Linked DNA regions of Mus musculus: region 2 is linked to region 1. The links are chromatin loops, found by intact Hi-C in ENCODE. Cell type or tissue: heart. All regions are shown on one strand. Each heading gives the region's core, and the rest is flanking DNA. Links, peaks and the distances in the headings are about the cores only.

Region 1 (10,415 bases), core at 1,172-9,171:
TACCCTGCCTAGGGATGGGTGGCATCCACACTGGGCCGGGTCTTCTCAAATAAATGCATTTAAAAAAAATTTTAAATTATTTATTTTTATTTTATGTTCATTGATGTTTAGCTTGCACATATGTCTGTGTGAGGGTGCGGGACCCCCACAAACTGTAATTATAGACAGTAGCTGCCATGTGAGAGCTGGGACTTGAACCTGGGTCCTCTGGAAGAGAAGCCAGTGCTCTTAACCACTGAACCATCTCTCCAGCCTCAATTAATTAATTTAATTAAGACAATATTGTGCAGACATGCCCATGAGCTAACCTAATGTAAATAGTCTTTTACTGAGACTCTCTTTTTAAGTGATTCTAAGTTGTGTCTTGTTGATAATTAAGGCTAACCACCATAGGATTTAAATTAAAATAACTTCTTTTTTTTTTTTTTTTGAGACAGGGTTTTGATATGCAACACAGGCTAGACTAAACCTGGAAATTCTCCTGCCTCAGCCTACTAAAGATTATGATTGTAGGTTTATACCACCATGCCTAGCTAACCTTCACTTTTTTTTTTTAAATGGGATATTTTTATGTGGTTTTGACTGGCTTGGAACCCACTGTGCACACTAGGCTGGCTTCAAACCCACAGAGATCTGATGCCTCTGCCTCCAGAGTGATAGGATTAGAGGCATGTCCCACTATAATAAAGCTAAAGTACTATTCTTTTTTTCTGTTTGTTTGTTTATTTGTTTGTTTATATCCCACATGATGCCCTCTCTTGGTTATCCCCTTCTCCCTGCCTCTCAGAACTTCCCCACCCTGGTGCATCAAATCTCTGCAGGATTAGGCACAGCCTCTCTCCCCCTGAGGCAAATAAGAAATGCTTTATTGTTAGTCTGGGGAAATAATGGTGGGCTTGCTAAATAAACATTGTTCATTCTTTCCTTGGAGTGTAAAGGCTTTGGAAAACCTGAATGCTGGTATCGTAAGAAATATTCCAGTGGGGTATGGTGGTACAGGCTTTTAATCCTGCCATGTGGCAGGCTGATATCTATGAGTTCAAAGTAAGCCTGGTCTACATAGTGAGACTCTTGTCTCAGACAAACAAGTAAAAAAGAAATACTCGAGAACCTTGCCTGGCGGCTTAAGTCTGCAACCTCAGGATATAGGAGGCTGATACAGGAGGATTGACGTATGTTTGAGGTTAGCCTGGGCTATGTTGTGACATATGAGAGTATGAGACCCTGAGAAAAAAAGAAAGAAGAATGAAAGAAAGAAAAAAAGGAAGAAAGGTAGAAGAGAAAAAGAGAGAAGAAAGGCAGCCAGTCCCGAGGAGGAACTCAGTATCAGCATGTACCATAGCTTCAGCTTCTCTCTGGCCTCTGTCAGACTCTGGTACAAAACAAACAAACAACAAAATCCAAAAACAAACCCCGAAGGTAACAAATTTCAGTGGGAAGAATTCTTCTGACTTTATGCTTAGTCAGACATAGCCATGTGTGTGTCCTTTACCCACCTCTAGGACACTAAGATGTCACATGGCCACTTTCAAGTAAAAATTATATAAGCAGGTTCCAGTTTCCTAGCAGGTGCTTCATCCATGACCGAGTTCTAGGAAGAAATGACTAGGAGTCTGCACATTTTTTGTTATCCAAATCTCTATAAAGACTATCTCATTAATCCTCATTGCCTATGTGGGAGGACTGTTATCCACATTTCTCAGCTGTGCTTCTCAGTGGGGCCTAGCCCAAGGCTATGCATCTGGTTGGTGGAGAAATCACTGGCAGATTCACAGGCAGCCATTCTCTCTGAGGTAAGGAAAAGCCTTGGGCCTAATTTGAGGTAGTTGTTATAACCAGAAGACAGGCTCAAAATCCCTGTGCCTCTCAGAAAGGCTAAAGAACTCCAAGCAAAACTCAGTGTGGGTGCCAGCCACTGAGAACGTGTGATAACAGTCAGGTCAAGGGGAAGTTGACCTTGATCAGCGACAGCCATGAAATGGGAGTCAAATTAACAATGCTAACAGCATTGTAAGGGAATGCTTAAGCCATTTGTGCAGAGAGCATGTAGGTGGTTATCGAGAGGAGCGACGAATTTGCCTAGTGCTTTCCAGTTGCAAGAGGTCTCTTATATGTATAGTCATCTCACAATAGCTCTTCAAAATAAATAAAAAGAAGTCAATTGTGCCGTGCTCCTCAAATCTGTAAATCGAAGCCTTCACCCTGCCTGCCACCAGTATTGTGGCTGTGTTTGAAGATAGCAGCATTGAAAGACGGTGCTAAAGATGTTGAAAAATGAAGCCCTCAGGGTGAGTCCTTGCCCAGGCTGCCTGGTTGTAGAAGAAAGAAATTAGATATACCGAGGAAAGACCGTGTGAGGAAATAGAGAAAAGATCTGCACTCCAAAGAGAGAGGCCTCAGGAGAAACCAAACCCATCCCACTATGACCTCGGACCAAGAAGAAATAAATTGCTCTTGTTTAAACTGCCTGCATTGATACCAATTGTTAGGGCAGTCTTAGCCAGTGAATTAAGCAGACCTCTTAGGAAAATTTTTAAATAGTTTAGATCCATTCATTCCTAACCAGGGAATGGGGTACTTGTATTGTCTCAAAGTGTCTTCCTACAAGTTGTTTATTGTCATCAAAGAGAAAAAAGAGTAACTTTGGTATACCAGTTGACCAGTCTGAAAATCAAGGTGGCCACTGAGCTGCTAATGGGTAGGTGAGATATACAGCATGGATATGCTGGTCAGAGAGGTGATCCTTATCATGATAAGGACAGATGGGGGGTGGCACAGAATTCTATTATGTTACTCAGACTGGTGTATAATTTGAAACATTCATTTTCTATTTCTAGATTTTTCTATTTATTGCTGACTATGAGTAACCCCCTTGATAAATGATATTGCTGGAAAAGGAGGGATGCTGTAGCTAAGAGCTTATTATTGTGGGAGCAGGAAGGTTCCTCAATAATCATCAAGGGTACAATGGATACCCCCAATAACAAAAGGTAGGGTAACAGGAGAAACATAACAATTTAATCCACATTTTACATGACATGGGGGCCTTCAGAGACAAAGACCTATGGGAAAGAATGTTTGTGCTCAGATTTGGTGAAGAATAAAGAGCTATGTACAAATTTGACTTAATAAAAATAAACTGTAACTTAATGGCAAAAGGCTAAGGAGTGAAGCTCAATAGGTCAGGTTCCCTTCTTTCTACTATGGGGCAAGGCTCTCTGGAATGGCATATTTCAAGAAAGATGGGTTTCTGGATTTTACACTGTTTCTATCTCTCTATCTCTTTGTCTCTTTGTCTCCATGTCTCTGTTTCCCTCTGTCTCTCTCTGTCTCTCTCTGTCTCTGTCTCTGTCTCTCTCTGTCACTCCATCTCTCTCTGTCTCTCTGTGTATTTCTGCCTGTCTGTCTTTCTGTCTCTGTCTGTATCTCTATATCTCTGTCTCATCCTCCCAAGCATGGCTGCCAATTGAACTATGTAGTTGTGTTTGATGTTGAACCCCTTCCTAATCATGCTGGCTCTACGTCACTAGTACTCAAGTGATAGGCTTCATGAATGCTGGGCAAACACTCTGCCATGTGAACTAGAGCCCCAGCCCCTTATTTCTGATCTCCATAAATTGCTTAGTACGAAGAAAGTCAGGCAGGACAAAGAGATAGGAGAAAGTCAGGGAAACCTTGTTTCTGGGGCCATTCAGCACGTCAAAGCACCATGCTTTGGGGATATCATGTTCTGAGTCCCAACACTGAATTTAGAACATTTTTTTCAAGGGAATAGATATCATGGTAGATTCTTTTACTATTAAAAAGGCAAATGCAAATCTCCCTGAGTTAGGTCACATTATTAATATTTGCTTATTTTTACAGTGAACTGATAAGTTCACTGTAAGCAAGCACTGCAAAATCCCTGAACTAGACCACTCGCTGGATAGAAAAACAGTTTGTTGGGAACAAACTACCTAGCTGAGCTGAGAGTAGGGAGCGGTAGCTTGGAGGGGAAATGACCAAATTTTATATGGGAGTCAGAAGGGTGGGGGTCTCTGAGCTGATGCAGGGATCAAAGCTGTTAGTGATGATTGGGTGTTTGGGTCCGCTGGCAGTTTGCCCATGGCAGTTGCTGGCTGAGAATAAAGAGAGAAAGTGGTGACGGTCCTGGTGCTCGGAAACCCACATTATGAGGTTTCCGAGGAATGCTGAGTTTAAGTTTCTGTTTACCCGATACAAATCTAGCTCGCACTGGGCTTGAGCCATTATTTTAGGACACTACCAGCACACTGTCATTTGGGGGCCTGTGGTGGACCTGCCACTGAGGACAACAAAGCTTGTTAAAGATGGGGGATTATGTCCCTAAGCTGTCTGACTTTGGGACTTAGACAAGGCCAAGTAATCAACCCTTTGGCATTTCTATGAGACAGTGATATTGCTAGCTTACATCTTCATACATTTATACTAATAAAATATGTTCCTTTAGTGATTGCCTATAAGATGTTTGTCCCTTCAAACCATCATTTGTTCACATTAAAATGACAATGGTGTAGTTTTTTGAGTTGGAAGAAGTAAAATCAAGAGGAAGACACTGTGTTAGGTACCTCTGTGTACGCTCAAACAAGCAGGGGATCACTTTGCTTTCCTCTATAGAACTTAAAAGGAGTCAATACGTAAGAATAGAATAGGAAGAGAAGAAGAAGCTATGCGGTAGAGGCTCTATGTACTGTGGGTGGTCACTGGACAGACCAGCATTGTTGCTTGGAGTAACTAAGGAAGAAGGTGACATTGCTCTTCTTCCTTCAAGAATGAAGAGTGGACAGAAAAAGGAAACAATGTGAGGAAATATTTGAATATTATACATAGAAGTATATGGACTCTGTGTGTACATTTAAAAGAAGGGTATATGGTTGGGCTTCCTAGTTTTCAGTGCCTTCATGAGGCATGCAAATATGTTAACAGTCTTTAAAATATGATTACTCATGTAATCCCAGTGGAGTGATGCAAGGAAGGAAGGTTAAGTTGAATTTGAGGTCAGCCTGAGCTATCTGATAATTTCCTTGACAGCCTGGGCTACACTACGAACCCTATCCGCAATCAAAGCATAGCATAGCGCCCCCTTCCTCAGTTCACTACTATCACAGTGAGGCTATAGCCAATCAAGAGGGTGAATTAATTGGACCCTGTGCTATGGCTGTGAGCCAGGCTGGACAGCTACATGGTAGTTCACTCTATCAGTTTGGGCTCTAGGAGCATTGGGCTTGTTTTTAGGTCGCTATTGCCACCTAGTGGCCCTCAGGCCTGTGCCAGCACCAAGAAGGAATTGCAGAGTTACTTCTACTTCTTTCACTGTCTCCTGAAAACAACTCAGGCTGAAAACAACTTAGATGAATTGGCTACAGAAACCTTTGTATAGTGAGCTTGTTAGTAACTCTGTCTTTTACAAAGAGCGGGGATTGATAGTGCTTTATTACTACCACTGTCCTATGAATCTTAGGCTTTAATTAATTTAATTTAATTAATTAGTGGGTTTTCTGTGCCACTAATGGGAGTCTATAGTCACAGAGTCTCTTTGGGCACAGCTGCAGAAACTTAGCTAGGGTCTGACGTGCTGTGTGGGAGAGATGAAATGTTTGCGGGAATCAAGAAGTGGGGGAAGTCCACGGAAGATTCCATAGCTTTAATGACCTCATCTGTGGCTGTTAAATCTGCGGGTTTGTGCAGTGTGTGAAACATGCACTCAGGAGGCAGATGTGGAAGAACCACCTATAGAGAGCTAGGCTGGGCTAAGCAATGTAGGGAAAAGAAAAAGGCAAGCAGGGATGATTTTTTCAACTAAAATTTTTGTTGAGGGGGTTACCCTAAAGAATTTCATGGAATTGGAAATTGCAAATGATGCTTGCCTGGGTGTGAGATTTATGGGTTGGGGGTAAAGATAAGACTATCTGGAGGTTTTGTTTTTTTGTTTTTGTTTTTGTTTGTTCGTTTGTTTTGTATTGTACTGATCCCTGTACGAACAGAAAAGGTAGCAGCACTATGTGTCTTTATGCAACTTTATTCTCCTCCTCCTCCTCCTTTTCTTCTCCTCCTCTCTCTCCTCTTCCTTCAATAGTCTCTCTGTTGGTTCTTGTTTTTGAGCCAGAGTCTCGTCCCATAGTCCAGGCTGACCTGAAACTGTGACTTACGCTGGCTTCAAACTCATAGTGCTTTTCCTGTCTCTGCCTGCTGAGATTATGGGCATGAACTGCCTACCATACCTGGATCTAAACCCACATCTTGATATCACGGAAAAGAAGTGACACACAGATTTGGCAGCTATGCAGAAAACAAAGGCCCTTTGGGCTTCCTCTTAGCACGAGACCTCTGAGAGGCAAAGTGAAGGTGACCTGAGAAGAGGCTTGTTTGCTGCTCTAGTGGGGAAGGCTGGCTGAGCTCAGATTGATGGAAGACCATAATCATGATCTACAGCTAGCAAATGACACAAGGGGACAGCATGGAAGTGAGCATGCTCGATTCTGGATCCACAGCAACAAATGCAGCTGACGGACAGCAAGGAGGTGAGGACCAGTTATTTATTAAATTCTAAGATGGAAAGGCCCCACCTCCAATAGATTGTCCCTTACAGCATCTCTAACAAACAGGGTTTCTTTAGACCTGTCTGTCTGTAAATTTCTGCTCTAATTGTGCATACAAATCATGTAAGACCCTTAAAAAACAATCCCACTGTCAGGGCTCAGCTGCAGAGATTCTGACTTATGCTGTGGCTGGGACTCAATTTCTGGTACTTTTGGAAAGCTTTCTGGATGACTCCAGAGGGAGCCAGGTGACAAGGGAGCTGTGAACTCTGGGCTACTGTTTAGTGTCATTCTTTCCTCTTCCAAAGGGTGTCTGTTTTCAGAGTGCTGATATCACAGGCATTCACCTCTCTACTTGAAGAAGAACTGCTTCTCGACCTCCTTCTTTCTGGCTGTCTGACCTTTCTTCTCTTGTTCTGGGGCATCACTGTTGTGTGTCTGGGTTGGTGCTTGTTTTGATGTTTATCAGTCCTCTCTTAGAAACGTCAGTGCCTTCTGGTCACATAAAGTTTATGTCAGTGCCTTCTGGTCATATAAAGTTTATCAGTTCCTACGCTTTTCATCCCGTAAGTAAATTTCAGCTCTGCAGACAGTGATGGATCCCTGTGACCCATGAGCCTCAGATACCTTGACCAAGAGTATCAGTGTCACCTCAGTGTTCATGTCCCCAGTCCTGGTACTTGGGAGATGGTGGCCAAAGAATCAGAAGTTTAAGATCTTCCTTAGGTACAGAGAAAGTTTAAAGCCAGCCTGGTCTACATGAGACTCTGTCTCAAACAAAACAACACACACACACACACACACACACACACACACACACACACACACGTGCGCGCGCCACATACCCCCAAAACCCACCCCAAAAACTCAACCCCAAACCAAACCAAACCAAACCAAACCAAACCAAACCAAACCAAACCAAACCAAACCAAACCGAAACAAGAAATGGGGATGGTGGTGGTAAGAAGGATAAGAGGACAAGGAGAAAGGAGGAGGAGGGGGATAGGTGGGGAGGAGAGGGAAAGGAGGGGGAGGGGAGGAGGAAGAAGAGGAAGAGAAGAAGTTGGAGAAGGAGGGGTAGGGAGAAGGAGGAGGAAAAGGAGGAGGAACAGGAAGAGGAGGAGGAAGAGGAGGAAGAAGAAAAAAACCAATTTCTTACCAAAATTGCAAACCTACTTATTCAGAGACATTGCGTGTGGGGCCAGGCAGTCAGGTTTGATAAACCTGCCCCATCATTCTGGTACACCCTAAAATTTAAATGTCACTGTTATGAGGCAAAATTATACCAGGAAACAGGATTATAATGGGCTATCAGCAGATGCCACTCAGATGTTCAATTCTGATTCCCCAGCCGGCAGAAGGCACCCATAGACTGAGTGGTTACTATATCCTGTAAGACTGCCATTGTTTCAAAGCCAGGTCAGTGTTGGAGAGGGAATGGGGCCTTCCTTCTTGATTTCTCTGCCTTGTAACCACAGTCTTCATTATATTGGGCTCTTCCTACATTCAGACCATGCACTCCCATCCTGGCCCACATTCTTTTGATGGGACTTCAGGAGAAGGCTTCAACTATTTAAGCCAGAAAGTTTCCCAGTGGGCTTACTTGAAGGTGTTTGTCTTTCTACTTATTATTAATGCCATTTGACTGACTGCCCAACATCGCTGAACCTCCCCTTCTACCCTCCCCTCAACCCCGTGGATATGCTGGTAACTCATTTTGCAGTCTGAAACCTGATTTCTCACCTAATTGGCTCTGAGTTTTTCTCTACAGTGATACAGTGATTATCAGCAGTGATTATCAAGTAATTCAAACTGATTTGGTTTTAAGTAGTCTGAGAACTTAAGTATCCCAGCGGATGCTGTCCTTCAATGTAGTTGTCTCAGAAAGCCACCCGCTTATTCCAATGAGGCTGTCATTGGTCAGGAATGCTCTTCTGGGTTGGCTACCATTCTGAGTCTTAGATTCGTGCTGCTCCGTAGTCTGGTTTCATCTTCCACCACCATCTTCCCAGTGCCCACTGCTCAACCACAGAACGATGAGCTAGTTCTTCAATTTAACCAAGTACTTTCTTATTTCAGTTCTTTCTTAAGTCTTACTTCGTTTGGGATGTCCTTGTTATGCCTTTCGTTGCTTCTTAAAATTCGATAGACCTTCAATTGCTGGCTAAAATGATGTCCTTCCTGTAAGGGCTTTTTTTTTTTTTCTAAAAGCACAATTATGGCTTTCTCTCTCCTCATATTTCATGGGATTTTGTTTGGCTGGCATTAAACATGTTTGCTTAAGTGAATGTCTCGCTCACAGGTCAGGAAGGCGTGTGAAAAGATTCATTCTATCTGAACACCTAACAAAGAGTCAAAGATCAATAGCATTTTGTAAAGAGGTGCCCTGGGGAAAATGAATGCATTTAGCTTATTATAATACATGGCGTGATACTCAGTTTGAGCACATCTCTTAATCACATGGGCTCTAACTGAAGAGTTTGCAGCTGTAATCATTCACCTCAGAGGTAAAACTTCAATGTATCTCAGGAATAAGAAGATGCATATCTGGGTCCTAGCAACTGGAACTAAGCACCAGATCTCTTGGTGAGGTTCACCATCGGTGACATTAGTGCTGTGCATTCATTCTGTGTTTTAAATAGCTTTATGGATATAGGTGTTTTGCCTACAAGATTGTCTGTGCACCCATGTGTCTGCTGTGCCAATGGAAGCCATCCTATGCCTTGGGATTGGAGTGACATGGTTGTGATCAGTCATGTGGATATTGGGAATCAAACCCTGTTCTCTAGACGAGCTGCCAGTGCTCTAACCACTGAGCAATCTTATTCATTTTAAGGGTTTAAGGGTTTAAGGGTTTTGACTCCCTAGGTAAAGGGTTTTGACTCCCTAGGTAAAGAAGTATTACCAAGTCTAGTATCATGGAGGAATAGATGTTTATTGTTTGTTCTTGTTATTTTGTTTTGTTTTGTTTTGTTTTTGTCACTGACTCTCTGTGTACACATCTATGGCTAAGCTGAAGAAGAAACTGGATTTGGCAAATGCAGTGGTTGAAGTAGCTCCGGGTGAGTGATGGGCTGGACATCTTCGTTTCGGTCAGAATGGAGAGCCCAGTGCCAGCATTTAGGATCGGTCATTGTGGTATTTGGTCTTCATTTTCCTTTGGGGATCATTTACTGATACTTCATGACAGCATTTTAATTCCTGATTTCTTTTCCCAGAATCTAAGCTGGTCTTGACTCATGCCTGATGTGCCCCGGTTTCCAGATGAATCCCACACCATAGGTTTGTCCTTCTGCCATGCTGAAGAGCATCCTGACTGTGGTGTCCCACATCATGACCATCTAGCTCTTCCTCCCAACACATGACTCACTGCTTCCTGATTTTCTGCCCTGTTTATTTTCCCTGTGATATACCACAGAGAGAACATTGGTCCTTCTTTATTACGAAGTTTTTATCCTTACCCACTGGATCTAGGCATGGCCTAAAATCTACTTCTTCTAGGAACACTTCTCTGACAAATTCAGAGAAGTTGAATCAGTTCTCAATTTGTATTGTCCTTAAATTTGTACATTTAGTTTAGAAATTTTATTATACATTTTTTTGAGACAAGGTATTGCTATAAAGGACAGGCTGGCCTTGAACTCGTGATTTTCTTGCTCCATCTTCCCATGTGTTGGGATCACAGGCATAAGCTGTGATGCTCCGATTGATTTTTGTTTTTGTTATACTATTTATTTGTTTATTAGACAGAGTAGCTCTGTATAGCTCTGGCTTGCCTTGAAATCATAGAGGTTGGCCTGCCCCTGAGACCTTCCAAGTGCTTAGATTAAAGATATTCACTGCCATGACCATCAATGT
Region 2 (10,415 bases), core at 1,300-9,299, 130 kb before region 1:
ATATTAATGAATTGTACTCTTCATAAGTGGCTAAATATTCTTATCTAGCCAGGTATTCTGGCACACATCAGTAATGTTAGCACTCAGGAATACCAAGTACAAAGATTTGAGGTTTCTGTAACGCTACACAATGAGATCCTGTCTGGAAATGGCAGAAACATTTGATGTATTCCTGGTTTATATAGGATTTTTGAGGCGGCTCCTTTGTGTGCATGGGTATATGCATCCTACGACAGCTTTATGCATATGGTGTCCAAAGACAAATATAAACGAGGTAAGTTGATGCTGACCTCAATTTTGTCTATAGAGAACTTTGATGTGTTGTGCTAACTCTAAATCCTCATTTTATCAGCACTGTCAAGCAGGATTCATCAGAAGAAATGTGTGGCTTCTAATTGACTTTCAAAGAATATGATGGAGCTGCGTTCCTCTCTCTTTTCCAATCCTTCTCCTTATAACTTCCTGCCCACCAAGGTGTTTCTTCCTAACTTTATCTCTTACCTCACTCAATGTACACTGCAGGGCATTACCGTATGGATTTTCTCAAGGACACCCTTTAATCCTACTTCACAAAGTTTCCTCTTCCCCCAACATCTGAGGACATCTTGCCAGGCAATGACCTTGTCTCTTCCATTCCATGGCTGGGAACTTCAGCTTCGCTTTACACAGCCAAGGCTAATCCAACCCCCTGTGTTCTGCTTCTCTTTCTCTCTTGCTTTCCATGGGACCAAAATCCATCAGCCATCTCTTTTCATGCTTCTGTCCTGTCTTTAGCTTCCCCACCTGAGCATATAAACAAGCTCAAGTGATTAAAAGCAAGTGCGTTTTAAAAAGCGTGTACCCTGAATTTCTCCTTCTGCTTAAACTTTGATGAACAAACAACTGATGCTTGCTTGATCCTTTTTTCCTGGTTCCTCTAGACCAATGGTTCTTACCCGGGGGGGGGGGGGGCGTGACCCCTTTGTGCTAGCATATCAATATCCTGCACATCCAATATTTACATGATGATTCATAAAAGTAGCAATATTACAGTTACAAAATAGCAACCAAAATAATTTTATGGTTAGGGGCCACCACAACATGAGGAACTGTATTAAAGGGTCACAGCATTAGGAAGGTGGAGAACCAGTGCTCTAGACTGTCAGCGGCCATGACGGTATGAGCATTAGTAGCTTGTGACTGCACAGGGAACCAGATTCAACAGATCATTTTCATTCTTTACTTATGTAATGTGCAAGTTTGAAGCCAGTGGCTTTTAAAATCTTTCTTTCCCAGGTTCTTAAGGCATCACTTTTATCACACTATTATAATTCCATTCGCAGCTACCAGTGGATCCAACTGATCTGTTCCTGACACTCCCTTCTCAGCTGGCACACAGGCAAAGACCTCAGCCTGACGGCTTCACTATACACTAATCACTCAAAACTTTCTTTCTTGGTCCCTACTTTATCTCCATGTGATAGTTTGTATATACTCAGCCCAGGTTGTGGCACTATTAGAAGTTGTAGCCCTGTTGGAGTAGGTATGTCACTGTGGGTGTGGGCTTTAAGACCCTCATGTTAGCTGTCTGAAAGCCAGTATTCTGCTAGCAGCCTTCAGATAAAGATGTAGAACTTACCTCCTTCTGCACCATGCCTGCCTGGATGTTGCCGTGTTCCTTCCTTGATCATAATGGTCTGAACCTCTGAACCTGTAAGCCAGTCTCATTTAAATGTTGTCCTTATTAGAGTTGCCTTGGTCATAGGGTCTGTTCAAAGCAGTAAAAACCTAACTAAGACACTCCATTTCTAGATTCAGTTGCACATTGACCAGACCTGTCCATGATGTGCAAAGTACTTTATCACAGTTATTTTTCCCTCTAGCTGCCCTCCTTGCCCCTTCTTTTCTCTAGCTTGGTGGTTGGCTCCATTGTCTACCAACTGCTTGTGCCAGAAATATGGAAAGGATCTTCTGCTATTCCAGATAACCAATCTAGTTGTATGGAAAAGTCCCGCCCCCTTCACCCTTCTTCCATTCATCTCTTTACCTGCATCTTGGGGTGGTCAGAAGATGATTCTGTCACTACGTACCCAAAGAAGATGGTATCGTAATAAAACCAAGATGTAGAATTATTCAAACATTGACAGGGATTCAAAATGTTTTGTTAGACTGGAAGGACAGATGCTTAAATACATTAAAATTAAGTGTAGCTATATCATTTTATGTCTACTAGTTGGCTGTTAAAAAGAGGTAAAACAAGCCTGGTGTGGTGGTGACACATGTCTTTAATCCCAGCACTTGGGAGGCAGAGGCAGATGGGATCTCTGAGATTGAGGCCAGCTTATTCTATAGAGTGAGTTCCAAGATAGTCAGGGATACACAGAGAAAACCTGTCTCAAAAACAAAACAAAACAAAACAACAAACAACAATTGAAAAAAACAAAACCAAAACAAAATAATAAGAGAAAATAAGACAAGGTATGGAGATAAGCTGGAAACCATTGTCCATTGCTTCTTGAAATATAAATTATTGCAACAGCCTTGGTTGCAATGTGGTGGCATAAAATGGGGCTACTCACACACTGACTACAGGACATGGGAGAAACCAATCCCAAGCTGACTGTTGGCAGGTGCTATGCAGGCTGCTGGGGAGAAGAGACAGCAGTGGTCTCACCAACCCTGGAGCCTGCAGCTACCGTAGCATCCTTGCAGTCACCATGCCTGCTGTCACAATAGTGGCATGGCTGCTATTGGGTAACTACATTTTTTAAAAAAAATTGGGTTTAAGACCTCTTCCACAGGAGAGAATGCCAGGCTTATATGCTCTAATCTTGATCAAAAGTTCATGGCTGGGAGGTCCTAGGCTATGGTTATTTTGTTAAATGGTCACATTGTCAAATTGCCTGATAAACATTTGTTTATACCTATAGACCTGGGCTTTTCTCAGCCTTGGTCAAAGACTACTAATTTTGAAGTGGGCAGCAGCAGCCAATATGTAGAGAACAAGAAACTGAGTTCTTGTGCCTTAAATGGGACAACTTTATCAAATGTGGGCTCCCTAAGGCTCCAGGAACATCTCAGAAGAGGGTGTTAAAAGTGGAAGAGCTGAAGGATGGGGAGACATGATATAAAGTGTTGTCTTCGGGACACCGAAGTTGTAATTCATGATGTTGTAATCATGAATTCATTGCAGCTCTGGTTCTCTGTACAAGATCAAGATAGCCAACACACTGGCGCAGAGGGGGCAGGTGCTCTCCAGACCCCCACTCCTCACGGAGGAACTGTTGAAAGCTACCAAGATGACTATTGAAAGCTGCCCAAGAGAAGATGATTCCTTGGAGAGTGTTCTTATTGGTACATTTCCCATGTTCTACTGGATGTCCACATACCCATGCACACAGGGGCACACTAACTGGGCTCAGTGTATTAGAAAAAAGAAGAAGAAAGGAAGAGGAAAAGACATAAAGGTAAGGAGGGGGACATATTGCAGGGACACTTGGAGAAAAGAGAAATGTGGAGATGACATAATCATACTTTATTGTGACTATATATGAAATTATCAAAACAGAAAAATTATAATAAAATAGATTTAAAAAATAGATATCAGGTGCTGCTGCCATGGATGTGTTATGGATCTGTGACAGTTTGACTGTGAACTCTCCCCTACAGGATCATGGGTATGAGCAGTTGGTCCCCAGCTGGTGACATTGCTTTGGAGGGTTATAAGACCTCAGTGGCACCAGACACATCTGTTGGAAGTATCTCACTGAGTGTATGACTTTGAGGGTTATAGTTTGACCCTCCACTTAGCCACCTCTCTACTTTCTGATCTGCTAGATGTGAGAAGCCCCAACTATAGGAGCAAATCACCATATATCCCCTGACACCGTCTCTGCCTTAATGGACCTCTTACCAGTGCCAACAATGAAACAAATAGGGTTGGATTTTCCTCATTAAAAAAAAAATAAATGCAGAATTGCCATGTAATCTTGCAATTCCACCTTTAGGTCAATACTTAAGACTTTTAAAGTGGGTGTTAGAATTCATGGTAACATCAATCAGCACAGCCAAAAGGAGGAAGAAAGCAAATATGTACCAGCAGAGGAATGTGCCAACAAAACGTGGTATCATATGTGGCAGGATGTCATTCAGCTTGAACAAGGAATGAAATTCTGTCATGTTCTGTGGTGTGGATGAACCTCGAGTACAGACAAAGCATGATAAAGTTACCCTAAGTGCTGTGACTGGACACTAAGGGACAAATAGAGCTGGTGCTGCTTACATAAGATACTTAGAACCTTCAGATCCATTCAGATCAGAAAGGAAAAGGTAGCTGCTGGGAGCGGGAGGAGGGGCTAGCAGCTCATCATTGTCTCTTGAGTGGCATTCCAACATAAAATTGTTAAAAGAAAAATTTCTGGAGAATATAGTGGTGGTGTTTGCACAGCAGTGTGAAAGCACTTAGCAACACTCAACTTTACACTTAAAATAATGAAGATAGTAACTATATGGCATGTATTATTATTGTTGTGTTGTTGTTGTTGTTGCTGTTGTAAAAGTGTTCATATTATTTGGAGTGCCAGAAGAAATGTCTTAAATGATTGGAGAGAGTGTGACCAGACTGAAGACCGAAGAGATAGCATGGGTTGGTTCTAAAAAGCAGAGGGGGACTATCTCTGACACTCCCCAGTGGAAAGCCACAGGGGAAGTCTCTATCCCTCCAGCACATCTGGCTTCTAGTGACGGCAAACATGAATGGAGAGTCCTCCACATGTGCATCTCCTCAGACTCTCAGCAGGAGGTGTGCATTGCCTGTCTTGAACAAGCCCTCGTCTGCCTGTGTTAAGGAAGAGTGTGCTGGGTAACAGGTCACAACCACACACAAGCAACAGAGAAAGAACGTTGAAAAGGCAAAGCAATCCAGACTCCAAAAGTCGAGCACGTGAGAGAAAAAGTACTCTGGATTAGAACAAAGCTTTCGGGGGCTCTAGCAGGGAAATGTGTGATCGGTGGTAGGAGCCAAAATAAACAGAGCAGGCCAGCTCAAAACTGCTTATCTGTGTGGTTTCCAGAGTGTCAATAGACATAGAGAGTTGGCTGACGATGACACCAAAAGCCATTAAAGGCATGGAAGTCAAAACAAAAGTCAGGGACTGTGAGCCTCTGCCAGGCTTCCTCTACAGAGTCTCCGTTTTGAAGAAGTGGGCAGGAGGTGGCAGTCACGTTCCCCCACAACACACATATGAGCGCAGGCACATCCACATCCACATCCACACACACACACACACACACACACACACACACACACACACACACACACAGATTTTTTTTGAGCCCTAGGAAATATAATTTAAATTGACAATGAATACTACCCATGAAGGAGATGACTTCCTTCTTTTAATATATATTTTATTTAGTGAATAATTGTATACCCAGTTAAAATGGAAACTTCTTTCTAAACTGGCTTGCATTTGGGGGTGGGGAAAGGGTCGTAAATATGTATTCTTTGAGATTTTTTTCCTTCTTATTAAATCCAGGCAGCTTTAGCTCTGTGAATGCCACTAGGCTACGGTGGTAGATGGATCTGTATGGCAAGTTATATCAGCCTGTGGGCATGAGTGTGCCTCAGGAATTAGAAGTTCTCATAGCAGCCATGTTATGGGGTAATTTAGGGTAGGGGGTGAGGACAGAGAGCAAGAAGTAAATTCCATACACTGATCATTCATGCAGTTCACTGGATACAGATGCAAGATACTGGATGTTCACATCTGTTGAGTCCTTTCTCCAATATCTCAGTGCCAGTACATAGCAGAGCATAGGCTGCTGATAACAGAGCGTAGGCTGCCATCAGGCTAAAGTCCATGGTGTCACCCCCCCTCCCCCCGTGTCACCTCCGGGTTAGGTTACATTAGTTAAAAGGGCAAGGTTCTGCATTCTCTGTCCCTGTATCTGAACTTCTCCCATTATGCTCTAGAGCAAAGACTCCTCCCCCTCCTCCCCCTCCTCCCCCTCCTCCTCCTTCTGCTCCTCGCCCCTCTCCTGGGAACCAAGACCCGTGACTGCTACAATTAGTAATAAGACTTCACCACTATATCGCCGTTACCAAGCATGATAATTGATTAAATTCAATTGTTGATGACTAGAACTCACCTAAAACTTCTGTAAGCCTTATTTCATTTAATATTTTCAGTGGTGTTGAAAGTATATGCTGTGTTGTTAGGTAGTAGTGGTGCACTCCTTTAATTCAGTAATTGGGAGGCAGAGGCAGGTGCATCTCAGGAGTTCTAGACCAGCCAGTTTTATAGAGTGAGTTCCAGGACAGTCAGGGCTATACAGAGAAACCCTGTCTGGGAAACAAAACAAGGAGGAGGAGGAGGAGGAGGAGGAGGAGGAGGAGGAGGAGGAGGAGGAGGAAGAAGAAGAAGAAGAAGAAGAAGAAGAAGAAGAAGAAGAAGAAGAAGAAGAAGAAGAAGAAGAAGAAGAAGAAGAAGAAGAAAAGACAGAAACTTCCTCTTAAATTAATTATTTTGGCTACAGTGAGCCCAAATTTGAATTCTCTACTTAACTGAGCAGTGGTGACATACACCTTTAATCCCAGAACCAGGAAAGCAGAAGCAGATCTATTTCTCTGAATTTGGGGCCAGCTTGGTCCACAGAGCAAGTTCCAGGACAGCCAGGGCTACACAGAGAAACCCTGTCTCAAAAACCAAAAAAATAAAAAAACCAACAAACAAACAAACAAACAAACAAACAAAAACCAGAAAAAAGTTCCAAAGAATCAAGTTTCTTTCCTGGCTTTGAAGCCCCATTTTGAACCCCTGTTTAGTGACTGGTTCCTTAGCCCCATGTTCTGTTCCTGGGATAGTATTTTGCCTCCAGCTGTTGATTGGTTGCTGCTAGGATGCTTCATGGCTTCCTCTGGAACAAGATACTCTTCCAACTGATGGTCAATTTTCTCCATCAGTGCCTGGTTCAACCTGCTCCACTGTTGACTTCAGGTCAAAGAGTTGAGCACTTTCTTCCCCCATCTTGCTCAACAGGCACCCAGGCACCTCTTACCCTTCCGTGATAGCTATATTTGAAATGCTAGTAAACTGTGAACTCAAAAATCTCATCTACCATACAGTCTGCAATATTAATGTTATGGAATAGTCATGGATTAAAACAAATAGCCTCACTCTAGAAGAACCTATGAGATAGAAAATATTCTGTAACAGAGAGCTCAAACCTGGCCTAGGATTCCACTGGCCTTGTCTATCCTGCCTTCTAGATCATCAGCTACTCTGTGGACACTTCTGTTTTATGCCTTCTGTGCACCACATGGTCTGTTTCCTGGTACCAACTAAGTGGTTTTTTTGGAGGATACTGTCTACCCAGGAAGTCACCTACATAGTCTCTGGCTACTTATACCACTTATGGGTCCAGTTGAAACACCTCATCAGGGGGTGTACGATTTAGCATTTTCATTAATCTGCTCTTATGTCTGGAAACACAGGAGAATGGACTGCTGGTGGGGTTAACTTGAGTTAATAAAAGCCAAGGACAGCAAGTGCAAACCAGCAGTTTCTTTCTTCTGTTTCTTCTTCTCATCTTCTCTCACGCTCACTCGCAGACACGCCCTTCCAGTGTGGTTCCAGTGAATAGTGCAACACAGCAAATGTCATGGTCTCTCTCCGGTTTACTTGGAAGCAACAGCTGAGCTGGCATGGCAACCTTAGGCTACCTTCTTCACTGAATACCCTCTCTCTCCCTCAGTCCCACTGCTCCGAGATGACACCTTGTTTGCGCAACTAAATTGTTTCATCTGGGCCGCAGACCCTGCTTCCTAGGGAACTCGGGCTAACATAAGTGTGAACAGAGTTATCTGACCTATTCTTTCATAGAGCTCGTTAGTAGAGTTTGATATTGAATCTGCTTTCAGAGGTACTGTCGAAAGGGAAGATATTAGGGCGGAGGAGATAATCCAGTGAGGAAAGGGCTTGCTGTTCAAGCATGAAGACCCAAGTGCGAGCCCCAAGCCTAGGGGTAGAAATGAAAAGAAACAACTCAAGTGCAGCAAGTGCATTGGTGCATGCTTGGAAACATACACAGCACAGGAGAGGCAGGAGCAATAGGTACGCTGGGCTCACAGGACAGCCTAGCCTACTCAGGGAGTTCTAATCACGTAAGCGATCCTGCCTCAGCACGGTGAACAGCACCCAAGTTACAACAGTGCTGTTCTTTGGCCTCTGCATGCACGTACACTCATGTACACACAAACACAACCATAAAAAAAAGGGAAGAAATGAACTCAACTGGACCTTGAATAATTCTGAGAATTGTTTCTATTAATTTTCCCCTTGCTGAACAGCTTGTGGTCCTGGGAGGTTTGCATGCATTATGACTTTTCTGATTTGGCTTGGACTTGAGAGAAATTAACCCAGGACGACCTTGAACCCCAAGCCTCCCTTCTTCAGCCTCTTGAGTCCTAAAATCATAGGTTTGCACCTGCATGCCCAGCTACTCATTGTGTAGTTTTACAGGCAAGCAACTCAAAGGATAACATAGTTTAATAGTAATCTAAAGTTATACGACCTGGGCACCAGGAGGTGAATCCAATCTTTCTAAAGCCTTGGCTCTTAGCTACTAGTTTTCAAATAATTTTATGAAAAATAAATTCAGTGAGGGCAGACTATCAAGGAAAATGGGCTCCTGAGTGAAAATTTCACTGAGTGAGCCAAAGCGTGAAAGCAGAAACATCAGTTGTAAGAGAAGGTATGGATTACGGTTCTTTTTTATTACCTTAAATTATTTATTATTATATGTGTGCCTGTGTGTGTGTCTGTCTGTCTGTCTGTCTGTCTGTCTCTCTATCTCTTTATCTCCCTATGTCTCTTTTTCTGTCTCTGTCTCTCTGCCTCTGTCTCTGTGTCTCTGTCTCTGTGTGTATGTGTGTCTGTCTCTCTCTGTCTCTCTATCTCTTTATCTCCCTATGTCTCTCTCTCTGTCTCTCTGCCTCTGTCTCTGTGTCTCTGTCTCTGTGTGTATGTGTGTCTGTCTCTCTGTGTCTCTCTATCTCTTTATCTCCCTATGTCTCTCTCTCTGTCTCTCTGCCTCTGTCTCTGTGTCTCTGCCTCTCTGTGTGTATGTGTCTGTCTCTCTCTGTCTCTCTATCTCTTTATCTCCCTATGTCTCTTTCTCTGTCTCTGTGTCTCTGACTCTGTGTGTGTGCGTGTCTGTGTGTCTGTGACGTATGCACTTATGTGGTGAGCCCAGAGGACGCTTCCTTAGCGAATTCAAATCACCAGGCTTGGCAGCAAGCTCCCATCTTGCCAGCCTGGCTTAAACTTCTCTATGATCACTTCTCTCCACACAAGCTCTGACCTCAACTCTCCCCCGCAACATAACTGGAGCAGGCTTGTGATCAGGGCCGGCATCTAAGCCAGCATTTCCTTCCACTATTTGTGTTTTGCCAACAAAGCAAAACAAAAGCACTTTGTGGTTTCATTCCACAACTTCAGTGATAAGGGGCTTAAAGGCACAAATACACAAATCTGCTTTAGGAATAAATAATGATATCAAACTATTTCCTGTTTTGATGGAGAAGGATAATAAGTGAGTGGGAAAGTACGGGGTCCATGGGAGGGATGAGGGATGAGGGATGAGGGATGAGGGATGAGGTATGGGAGGGATGAGGAATGAGAGCAGAGACATGGGAGGGATGAGGGATGAGAGCAGAGACATGAGAGGGATGAGGGATGAGGGATGAGAGCAGAGACATGGGAGGGATGAGGGATGAGAGCAGAGACATGGGAGGGACGAGGGATGGGAGCAGAGACATGGGAGGGATGAGGGATGAGGGATGAGACATGGGAGGGATGAGGGATGAGACCAGAGAGAGAGGCAGTGCTTACCCATGCACATGCTTTATTCCCAGGTCTTCATGGTTCACTGTCATCTGAGAACATGGAGCAAACACTAGGCACACCCTGGTGGGCTGTCCCGGGCAAGTCAGAAAGGAACTTGTATCTGCTGAGTAAACTTAAACAGACATCTAATCCAAGATTCTAAGTAATACAATACTTATTTGGATTGGATAGAGTTCTCTGTGGAATGTCAACTGTTGCGTTCTCTCCCCTTCTTTCTGTTTAGTTAGCTCACTAAATACTGAGTTTCCATATGAAGTTCTCCTGCACATCTGTCATTGTCCTTTGCTGTATTCTTCTACCCACCACCATCCTCGGTCTTGTTCCTACTTTGGAAGATCCCCTTCTCCTCTCAAGTAATGCCCCTTTGACTTTCATGCGCACGTGTGTGTGTGTGTGTGTGTGTGTGTGTGTGTGTGTGTGTGCAGGTGTGTGTGCAGGTGTGTGTGTGTGTGTGTGTGTGTGTGCAGGTGTGTGTACCCATGTATGAGTGAAGATTTTAAAAGAGCATTCACTCCCTCTCTTAGAACA

Evidence for each region. Hi-C counts contacts between places; a loop is a spot of excess contacts. Peaks named below come from ENCODE experiments on the same cell type or tissue, not always from the same donor. Only the 100,000 strongest peaks of a DNase experiment are listed, where the experiment ranks them.
Region 2: a loop joins it to region 1, with 6 times the contacts of the local background. A loop is called at or near these places in 8 of 42 quality-filtered maps.

What each region holds. Positions count from the first base shown.
Region 1 is chr3:115,656,067-115,666,481 of GRCm38, reverse strand. No RefSeq gene overlaps it. Among named protein-coding and RNA genes, the nearest start is that of Gm40124, 20 kb to the right of the region's middle. In heart, for the core only: a CTCF peak has its summit at 5,273 (motif pointing left); a DNase peak (open chromatin) is centred at 5,191.
Region 2 is chr3:115,788,218-115,798,632 of GRCm38, reverse strand. No RefSeq gene overlaps it. Among named protein-coding and RNA genes, the nearest start is that of S1pr1, 78 kb to the right of the region's middle. In heart, for the core only: a CTCF peak has its summit at 5,147 (motif pointing right); a DNase peak (open chromatin) is centred at 5,052; H3K4me3 peaks cover 660 bases; H3K27ac peaks cover 1,197 bases.